Regions from separate parts of the Homo sapiens genome. Here region 2 is linked to region 1. Evidence: read pairs that join two places in POLR2A ChIA-PET (ENCODE). Cell type or tissue: MCF 10A. All regions are shown on one strand. Each heading gives the region's core, and the rest is flanking DNA. Links, peaks and the distances in the headings are about the cores only. Region 1 overlaps ARPC5L (actin related protein 2/3 complex subunit 5 like). Region 2 has its middle 35 kb from the start of WDR38.

The links. ChIA-PET counts read pairs that join two places held together with the same protein. Peaks named below come from ENCODE experiments on the same cell type or tissue, not always from the same donor. Only the 100,000 strongest peaks of a DNase experiment are listed, where the experiment ranks them.
Region 2: POLR2A ChIA-PET joins it to region 1 with 10 read pairs; 13 of 35 experiments call an interaction of 5 or more read pairs at or near these places.

The regions. Positions count from the first base shown.
Region 1 is chr9:124,866,380-124,871,747 of GRCh38, forward strand. ARPC5L (actin related protein 2/3 complex subunit 5 like) reads left to right here. Exons shown (of 6, transcript NM_030978.3): 3 at 2,049-3,060. The coding sequence starts at 2,912. Among named protein-coding and RNA genes, the nearest start is that of ARPC5L, 6.9 kb to the left of the region's middle. RefSeq lists enhancers at 2,087-2,166, 3,567-4,006, 4,467-4,516 and silencers at 2,467-3,036, 3,297-3,346. In MCF 10A, for the core only: no CTCF peak of the experiment used is centred there; a DNase peak (open chromatin) is centred at 2,742.
Region 2 is chr9:124,815,436-124,820,803 of GRCh38, forward strand. No RefSeq gene overlaps it. Among named protein-coding and RNA genes, the nearest start is that of WDR38, 35 kb to the right of the region's middle. In MCF 10A, for the core only: no CTCF peak of the experiment used is centred there; DNase peaks (open chromatin) are centred at 2,806 and 3,366.

The DNA.
Region 1 (5,368 bases), core at 304-5,303:
GGCAACAGAGTGAGGCTCCATCTCAAAAAAAATGAATAAAATAAAACAAAATAAGAAATTGGTGGGGCACGGTGGCTCATGCCTGTAATCCCAGCACTTTGGGAGGCCGAGGTGGGCAGATCACCTGAGGTCAGGAGTTCAACACTAGGCCAGCCAACATGGAGAAACCCCGTTTCTACTAAAAATACAAAATTAGCCAGGCATGGTGGCGCATGCCTGTAATCCCAGCTACTCGGGAGGCTGAGGCAGAATTGCTTGAACCCGGGAGGCAGAGGTTGCGGTGAACTGAGATAGCCCCATTGCAGTCCAGCCTGGGCAATAAGAGCAAAACTCCGTCTCAAAAAAATTAAAAAAAAATTTACCCAGCTTGTTCCCACCATCCTCATTGGCCCCTGCCTGGTTGGGCTACCACTGTCTGTCCCCTGGATGGTTGCTGTCACCATCTAAATCACCTCTCTACTTTGGTTCTCGATCCCAGATGTGTTCTCAATACAGCTGCTTAGAAGGCCCTTTTCAAACAATTCAGACTTCTGATCTATTACTGTTCTGCTCAGAATTTCCAGGGCTGTCCCATTTGAATTAAGACTGAGTCCTTTCCTCGGCCTACAGAGCCCTACTCTCCTCCCAACCCCCACCTCATCTCTCTTCTGTTCCTGGCTGTTTCTCGAATATACTGAGCCCACCCCAACCTCTGAGCCTTCGCTTAGTTGCCTCCTTCATTTCCTTCCAGTCTCTGTCTAGTGTCACCTCCTCAGGGACACCTTTTTTTTTTTTTTTTTTGAGATGGTATCTCACTCCATCGCCCAGGCTGGAGTGCAATGGTGTGATCTCAGCTCACTGCAACCTCTGCCTCCTGGGTTCAAGCGATTCTCCCCGCTCAGCTTCCCGAGTAGCTGGGATTACAGGTGTGCGCCATCATGCCTAGCTAATTGTTGTGTTTTTGTAGAGATGGGTTTTCACCATGTTGGCCAGGCTGGTCTCGAATTCCTGACCTCAGGTGATCTGCCCCCTGGGCCTCCCAAAGTGCTGGGATTACAGGTGTGAGCCACTGCGCCCGGCCAGGACACCTCCTTTGATCACTTTATCTAAGGCACACTCAGGCACTGCATGGTTTTTTTCCCTCTCAACACTGTCAGCCCTGACATCGTATAATATGGATTTTTAAATTGTGTCTCCCTGGCTGGAATGAAAGTCCATGACCATGAGCTGGGACATTATTCCATTTACTAGTTTCTTTGGGGGCTGTTTCTTTACTTGTAAAATGGGCATTTCTGGGTTCAAGTTCCTTCTGACCAGGATGTTCTGGGGATATGAATTTCTGCTGTCTCGTGGCAGACCTGAATCACAAATATTTTTTCCCAGATATGGAACTGTATTGCAGGTGGGCTTTGCATGTTTCCAGGACCCCTGAGACTTTTCTTTTCTTTTCTTTTTTTTTTTTTTTTTTGAGACGGAGTTTTGCTCTTGTCGCTCAGGCTGGAGCGTAATGGCGCGATCTCAGCTCAGTGCAACCTCTACCTACCGGTTTCAAGCGATTCTCCTGCCTCAGCCTCCCGAGTAGCTGGGATTACAGGCATGCGCCAGCACGCCCGGCTAATTTTGTATTTCTAGTAGACACGGGGTTTCAGCATTTTGGTCAGGCTGGTCTCAAACTTCTGACCTCAGGTGATCCGCCCACCTCGGCTCCCAAAGTGCTGAGGATTACAGGCAGAGACTTCTTCACCACTAGTTTCCCACTATGGGAGTCTGTATCCTTACCACCGAAGATAAGGTTGCATCATAGTCTGGCAATATTTTTTTTATCTTTAGACACAGTTCAATGAGAGGTATTCGAAGCAGCAAAAATGAATCACATTCCAACTACTGACTTTTATTAAAAAGAGTACTATTAGATGAAAATAGTTTTCACACTATTATATAAAAAGACCCATTTTACTTACCCTAAGGCTAAGATCAATTAACAGAACCCCTGGGATAACAGCCCAGGCACCAAATCTGGCACCTCAGAGTCGTCCTTGACTTCCCTAAACCGCTTTCCCCCATCTCAGATTCTGAGAATTTGGTTTCTGTCAAGATGTGCCTCTCCAGCCAGGCCTCTCCTGCCAGGACGGTGGCCACAGGGCCATCTCCCTCTCCTGGCGCCCCCAACTGCCTGGCCAAGGTGACTGCTACACACGTGGGGTCGCAGAATCCCTCGAGTCACAACGTCTTCAACGTCTTGTCAGTCCCGTGATCGCACTAAACGTATTTAAAGCCCCCTACTCCTTTAAGAGGGTCACCTCTGTGTACAGGCGGCCTCCTCGTACTAAGTGTGGTGGCGTTCAAGGCTCCGAGACACAGGCGCCTCCCGCGCCACTCCCCGGGCACAGGAACTCCTACTCATCCCTCAGTCATCAGCTCGAAGGTTTCTTCTCCAAGAAGCCTGCCCGGCACTCGAGAAGTAGAGCCGCGAGCCTTCTCCCGGGGGCCCAGCCTTCCCCAGTACCGGCAGGGATCACCCCGGGAGCACGCGCCCGGCCCCGCTGAGGCCAGGGGCTCCTCGGAGGCGCGGGAAAGCCGGGGAACCAGCGCAGTTACGGCACACACGAGGCGGGGCCTGCACAGATGCCGGGCGCCCGATCCTCAGTGACAAAATAGAGACTCCGTGGAAGGGACACTGAGGTGGGGGAGGCTGCGGTGATCCCATACCGCACTCCAGGTGCCAGGCTCCGCCCCGCCCCTGACGGCGCTTCCGGATCCGGCGGGTGCCGGAAGTGGGCGGGCGGCGGCGGCTGCGCGCGGAGGCGGTGGAGGAGGTGCTGGGAGCAGCCGGGCAGCCGCTTCCCGCCCCCGAGCAGGAGCCGGTGCGAGCGGAGCAGAGCCGAGGTCGGGCCGCGAGCGGAGCCGGCTGAGCGGGCGCCGAGCTCCCGCCATGGCCCGGAACACGCTGTCCTCGCGCTTCCGCCGGGTGGACATCGACGAATTTGACGAGAACAAATTTGTGGACGAGCAGGAGGAGGCGGCGGCGGCGGCGGCGGAGCCAGGCCCGGACCCGAGCGAGGTGGACGGGCTCCTGCGGCAATATCCTTCCCTGACGCGGCGTCCGGGCCTGCGCGCGGCCTTCTCACCTTCCCACCTTCCCACCTTCTCGGGCCCTTTCGGGCGGGCCTCCCCTGTCTCCGACCCTTGGCCCCCTCAGGTCAGCCTCCAGCTCCCTGCCGACCCGGCTTCCCTGGGCCGTGCTCCCTTGAGTCCCAGTCTCCCTGGGTCCCTCGTCCCCAGCCCTGGCGCCTTCTTCTGCAGCGCCGTCCCGCAGGCCCCTGGACCCGGTGGACGGGCTCCCTCGGCACCCCCGCAGGTCCCGCGCCCTCTTCCCTCCTTGCCTCCTCGTCCCCTCACGCTGTCCCTTCCTTGGGGCCCCAGCACTCCGTCCCTCCCTTGCAGGAAATCGGGCCTATGGCGGGGCTGGGTCGGCGGCAGGGCGGAGGTGAGCCGCATCTGAGTAACCGAGTGATCGGGGAGGCTGGGGCGCGGTCCTCCGGGGCCCGATTGCTGCATGGCGTGAAGATAGGTGGGTGGACGGCTGTGGGGAAGACAGAACCCAGGAGGGAGTGGAGGCGGCCGCCGTATTTCAGCCCTGGGGTCTGAGATTGTGTCTCTCTTCCCCCAGTCAGTCTAACCCTCCCGCTTAATGCTGAGAAAGGGGGACCCTGTGGTTCCCCTGGACACCTTGGTGGTCTCAGCCACGCTCAACAAGTGAGTCTTGGCTCCCCCCAGTACCCTTCTGGTGCAGGAAGCAGCGGAGAAAACTAGTAGTTCAGAGCTAAGAAAAACCAGACACCTTGAAGCGAAGTGTGAAAGTGGAGCCCCACGCCTGGAAATGACTGTTCTTGTGGCCACAGAAAACAGCATTTAGAAAAGATTAAAAATAGAGGTGATTGTCACAGCCTTGCTTGGTCCTTTAGCAGTATGAGCGCAGGAAACTGACTTATTCTCACCGGAAGGATTTTTCTTTATTCAAATGGTGTTCCAGGAAGCCTGTCCCCTCCCCCCGCACGGGTGGGGGCAGGGTTGGAGGCCCATGCTGTACATAAATCAGGTTCTCGGTGTTGAACCAGTTGACTCAGCTTGGAAAGTGGGGCCTGCTGCTTTAGGGGGAGCCCGGCAGTGCTCCTGAGTGTGCCTTTAAACCGAAAACCTTCAGACTTGATTTGAACAGGAATGTGTTTTCCGAAGTGGAGATTCAAGCTTGTAATTCCTGCCCCATCAGGATCTCCCAATCCACCCTCCTTATGAAATGGGGTCAAGGGAAGGGTCCCCAGGAGGGAAGGTTGGTTGTAGTCTGGTGTAGGGCCTAGTTCATGGACAGTCAGTGCTGAAAGGGGCTCCAGGGTCAGGCCTTTGGCCCAGGACTCTCATTGAACAGATGAGATCAAGCCTGTCAGCTGCTGCCTTGGTCTGGGTGCAGAACCTTGTTGAAGGTCATGTCTTGGGACTCCCCTGCCTGGTGACAGGTTCCTTGAGGCTGCTTAGAGGCCTGGGCTTAGCACATCCAGGGGATGGTCGTTTCTCCATTCATGGCAGCGTCAGAAGCGTCAGAAACCTTGTTACCATGGAGAGTGCTCCACTTGGGGTTGGGGAAAGGGAGGTTAACGGATAAAGGTAACTGAAACCCTGGCAAATACGGGGCCCAGGTGGAGGAGAATGGAACTGATATTTATTGAGTCTCTATCATGTACCAAGAATCGGACTTATATTAGACCATTGAGGACAGGGGAGCAGGGAGAGGGATAGATGGATTGGGGTTGGGGAGGGCAGAGAGGGGCCCTGTCCTGGGGCTGTATAGGGAAGTGTGTGTGGCAGGAGATGACACAGATGGAGTAGAAGGAACCCGGCTGTGCATCTGCGCACACCCTGCACTACCATGCTCTGGCTCTGTGACCTCGGATAGGTCGCATACCCTTTCACAACTCAGCATCTTCTGTTACGTGGCGGACAGCCATGCTGGCTTCCTAGATTCCGTGGGAGCCTCATGGGCTAACATCAGCATCACTGGGCACACAGCAAGTGTCCTGGACATGCAGCTCGGGTCTGCAGATAGAGCGGCAGCATGGGATTGTGGGAGGAGCTTGGGTGTGAGGGCCGTGTAGACAGCTTAGTTTTGTGACCTTGCGCAGGTAATTTCTGTTCTCTGAGCCTCAATTCCATTGCCTTTAAAATGAGATAATGATTATTGTCACAAGGATTTTTGGAATGAGATGGCGTGTGAAAGCACCTGGCACAGGATCCGAGACCTTGTGGCGATTTAAAAGTATGAGTTCCTTTCCCCTTCAGTGAAGCAGCTTCTATACTTCTGGATCAGGGCTCTGTCCAGAGCAGTGGTTGTGAG
Region 2 (5,368 bases), core at 84-5,083, 51 kb before region 1:
GAAGGAACTGATGGTGTGGAAAAATGAATGGGGTAGGTGGATGGGAGATTAAGTACGCTGTTAGCTGAATGGGAATTGGAGGCCGGGCATGGTGGCTCATGCGCGTAATCCCAGCACTTTGGGAGGCTGAGGTGGGAGGATCACTTGAGACCAGGAGTTCAAGACCATCCTGGGCAACATAGTGAGACCTCCTCTCTACAAAAAATAAACAAAAGTAGCCAGGCGTTGTGGCATGCAAAAAAATAAAAATAAAAAATAAAGAGTTTGTTATGAGAACTGGCATTGTTGCTACACTGCCGATGGAACTAATTGGAGTGGTGAGCTGTGCAGAATCCAACTGAGACTGAAAGCCAGACCCCGCCGAGTGGAGAAGACAAGCCAGGTGTTCCCAAAGGTGTTCAGACACTAGCCTCGGCCCCTTCCCTGCCTTCCTGTGCCAACTGCAGAGAGAGGTGCAGGGTACACTCACTCCTGGGTCAGAGAATGTGGGGCCAAGGGAAAGGTAAGGAAAAAAAAAAAAGAAAAAGAAAAGAAAGGCTGGCAGGGTGCTGTGGCTCACACCTGTAATCCCAGCACTTTGGGAAGCCAAGGCAGGTGGATCACGAGGTCAGGAGATCGAGACCATCCTGGTTAACACGGAGAAACCCTGTCTCTACTAAAAATACAAAAAAAGTAGCCAGGCGTGGTGATGGGCACCTGTAGTCCCAGCTACTCGGGAGGCTGAGGCAGGAGAATGGCATGAACCCGGGAGGCGGAGCTTGCAGTGAGCCGAGCTCGTGCCACTGCACTCCAGCCTGGGCGACAGAGCGAGACTCCGTCTCAAAAAAAAAAAAAAAAAAAAGAATGCTTTCCTAGGAAAAAGAGCGTATCATGGAATTGGGGAGGGGACCTTGGAGGTCGCATAGTCCCATGTGGCCCAAACTGCAGTCATTCACAACCCCTCTTGGTGATTTTTCCCATTTCCCTTTTCCAACTTCAGCATGACTTACTGTTTCTCTTTCAGATGATTCCATTCTTTTCACTAAAATGATTTTAGTAAAATTAAAGGAAACTTTATTTAAAAAATGCTTTTAAACAAATGTTTAAGGAGGAAGATGTATATTACAATAGTAAAAAGAAAGCCAGTGGCAATGACCACAAACTGGGATGCTACATTGACAACAAGCACCACAGTTGCCTTCCAATACAGACTGTATCCACTAGCCCTCAGGCCCCATCGCCCTTCGTTAAAAAGGAAGATTAGAGGCCAGGTGTGGTGGCTCACGCCTGTAATCCCAGCACTTTGGGAGGCTGAGACAGGCGGATCACCTGAGGTCAGGAGTTCGAGACCAGCCTGGTGAACACGGCGAAACCCCGTATCTACTAAAAATACAAAATTTAGCCAGGTGTGGTGGTGCGTGCCTCCCAGCTACTTGGGAGGCTGAGGCAGGAGAATTGCTTGAACCCGGGAGGCGGAGGTTGCAGTGAGCCAAGATTGCGCCACTGCACTCCAGCCTGGGTGACAGACCGAGACTTCATCTCAAAAGAAAAAAAAAAAAAAAAGGAAGATTAGCAAGTGTTTACGGGACGTCAAGGGTACAGTGGACAGAAAGTGGCAGCAAGTGGACACTGTCCTCAATATACTCAGAGAGATGGAATGGATGGAAAGGGAACAGCTCTCTCCCATATGATTCAGGCCCTCACATGGCAGCTTAGAGGAGCTGTCTCAACTACTCATGGGTGGACTTGGATTAAGACCATCTCCACCCCCACATACACAGATGCACAGATGCCCACAGACACACTTGCTCAGCCAGACCTCCCTCCGCAGCCTCCCCCAGTGGGAGGCCAGATTTGGCAGACCTGGGCACTGTCCCTGTAGCCCCTGGCAATGATAGGGGTCCTGCTCTCCATAGACACACCAACCAGAAACATAACAGCAATGCCACTCCACCACTGCAGTGGCCACTGGAGCCACATCCTTCTCACCCTGCACACACCCCTGGGGCTGACTCTAGTCCCATGCAAGCCAAAATGGCTGGGCTTTGGGTGACCTGGATCATGACATCGCTCCTTGAGCCCTTCACCAGCCTGTCCCATCTGCTCCCCACTACCCCATTTTTCCTGGCTTAAGACCCCAGCCAGAGGTCCAGCGTGGTGGCTCACACTGGTAATCCCAGCACTTTGGGGGCCTGAAGCGGGAGGATCACTTAAGCCCAGGAATTTTTAGATCAGCCTGGGCAACACAGTAAGACCCTGTCTCTGCAAAATACTAAAAAATTAGCCAGGCATGGTGGTGCATACCTATAGTCCCAGCTACTCAGGATGCTAAGGTGGGAAGATCACTTGAGCCTGGGAAACAGAGCAAGACTCTGTCTTTTTTTTTTTTTAAAACGGAGTCTTGTTCCGTCCCCCATGCTGGAGTACAGTGGCACGGTCTCAGCTCACTGCACCCTCCGCCTCCTGGGTTCAAGAGATTCTCCTGCCTCAGCCTCCCACATAGCCGGGATTACAGGCACCCACCACCAAGCCTGGCTAATTTTTGTATTTTTAATAGAGAAGGGGTTTCACCACGTTGGCCAGGCTGGTCTTGAACTCCTGACCTCAGGTGATCCACCTGCCTCGGCCTCCCAAAGTGCTGGGATTACAGGCTTGAGCCACCATGCCTGGCCACTAATTACTATTAATTTATGAGTTTACCTGCTTCACATCCATCTCCCCTCTGTGAGCTCTGTGAGAACAGACCTCGTTCCCCACTGTGTCAGCACCCAGGAGATTCTCAACGTATGTCCTCAGATAACCAACTGATGTATGTTGAAACCTTGGGCAAGTTCCTACATGAACTCCTGAGCCAGCCACCCTTGGCTCTGAAGCCATGGCCGCTGCACAAGCTACACTTCTTTCATTTATTTGTGCAGCAATATTTGTTAAGTCAGGTTCCACACAGAAATCTCTAGAATGCCATCTCAGATCATGGAGGCTGGAGAGCAGACAGGATATTAACGGCGACTCTCTTCATCTTGCGGTTCTAGGAAAATGAGAAAACCCATCTTCAGAGAAAAACACCTGCCTAAAAACCCCCACCCCAGTCTGCAACTACAAAAAAAAGCTGTGGCCTTTCTCTTGTCTGTGGCAATAACACTCACAGCACTGGATATGGCAGGCACACGGCTGGCTGTGCCCTGATCCAGTGTTCAAGGCAAGCCTGTGGCCCACAGAGGCTGAGGCCATAGAGCTCTGTGGGCTCGGGGGCTGGACAGGCTTATCTCTGACCTTTATCATCCTGGCGGACAACATCACATGCCAAAAAGAGCAGTCACCGGGCGATTGTGAGTAAGCTCTTAGCCTGAGGCTCAGTGCACGGTGGGCGTTCAGGAAGTGGTGGCCACTGTCAGGGTTGTGACCAGGTGGTTCTCTGCTCAGAGCATCTGCTCTCTGTCCTGGCAGGTCTGCATGTCATGTGCTGTGGGCTGTGCACCATGACACATACCTTCCGTGTGCCAGGCTCAGAAGCACCATGTTCAGCAAGTCCCTTCCCTGCCCTTGAGAGCCTGCTGGGAGCAGGGAAGCCACACTCAACCACACCCTCTCGCTGAGCTTTACTGCTGGAAGAGTGGAGAGCCCGGGGCCTCCATGTGCCTTGCTAAGGAGTGTGGGCTGCTCCCGGAGCCACAGGAGCCATGGGAATCCGCACAGGAGCCACGGAGCGGCCCACACCTCCCAACCAGCTTTGGATCAGGGCAAGGGAGCCTCCCCTGGTCACCTCAGGTGGTACAGTCCTCGAGAGGGCCCTCTCTGCTCTTTAGACTTTTTTCCTGCGACTTCAAGGTTCCAAATCTCCCCGTGGCCAGTGTGGGAAAGGAATGAGTAGGAACCATCTGCAGGAGCTACATCGTCCAAGCCTTTGCTCTAAGCCAGGTGTGGTGCTGATTCTTTATGGCACTATCTCATTGAATCCTCCCAGTAGCCCCATAAAATTGGTACCGTTGCTGCCCACATTTCACAAATGAGGAAACTGAGGCACAGGCTGCTACAGTGTTTAAGGCCACCCACACAGCTGGAAGTGGCTGAGCTGCAGTGCCACCCTCTCAAAAAGCTGCACCAATCGTCCTCGACCTCAGCCCACATAGGCTCATGTCAGAATCACTGGAGAGTTTCAAAAGATGCTGGTGCTCAGACGCCACCCTGGACCATATACCAGTCCGTGGGAGCGAGGACCAAAATTTGGAGGGTTTTATTTAGTTTTATTTATTTGTTTATTTATTTCGAGACAGGGTCTCACTCTGTTGCCCAGGCTGGAGTGCAGTGGTGCAATCATGGCACAATGCAGCCTCTACCTCCCATGCTCAGGCTATGCTCCAGCCTCAGCCTCCCAAGTAGCTGGGGCAACAGGCACACACCACCATTCCCAGCTAAGTTTTTAAAATTTTTTTATAGAGATGAGGTCTCACTATGTTGCCCAGGCTGGTCTCAAACTCCTGACCTCAAGCCATCTTCCTGCTTTAGCCTCCAATGTGCTGGAATTACAGGCATGAGCCATGGTGCCCAGCCGTTTTGGGCGGGTTTTATTTATTTATTTAGAGACGGAGTCTCACTCTGTTACCCACGCTGGAGTGCAGTGGCGAAATCTTGGCTCACTGTAAACTCTGCCTCCTGGGTTGAAGAGATTCTCCTCCCTCAGCCTCCTGAGTAGCTGTGATTACAGGTGCACACCACCACACCCAGCTAATTTTTGTATTTTTAGTAGAGAGGATTTCACCGTGTTGGTCAGGCTGGTCTCGAATTTCTGACCTCATGATTTGCCAGCCTCGGCCTCCCAAAGTGCTGGGGTTACAGGCATGAGCCACCGTGCCCAGCCTAATTTTTGTATTTTTGGTAGAGACAGGATTTCACCATGTTGGCCAGGCTGGTCTCGAATTCCTGACTTCAGGTGTTCCACCCACCCCGGCCTCCCAAAGTGCTGGGATTACAGGCATGAGCCACTGCGCCCGGCCCATTTTGGGTGGGTTTTAAACGCTCCCCAGGAGATTGTGCCATGCATTCCAGGTAGAGGCCCCCTGCCCATCACCCTCCTGGCACTTGGAAGGAGCACCCCGCAGCTGGTGTGGACCCGGCATGGCAGGGCGAATCTGGGGGCTGATGCATGCACCACAAGTCAGAGAAAGAAGAGGTGTATCGGATCCCAGGCTGTACCCAGGAAAGCAACCTCTGGGTTGGCTGCCGCAGAAGAAGAAACCAAGAGAGCAGGCCCTAGCCTGGCGTGATAGCCTTTCCCCCCATGGGGTGTCTTTATGAGTGGGGGTGTTCCCAAGGCACAGAGCACAAAGGCTCCCTCTGGCCCCAGGCAGTGCCCAGACACTGCCCTGCCCACTCAGCCTACATCCGGGGC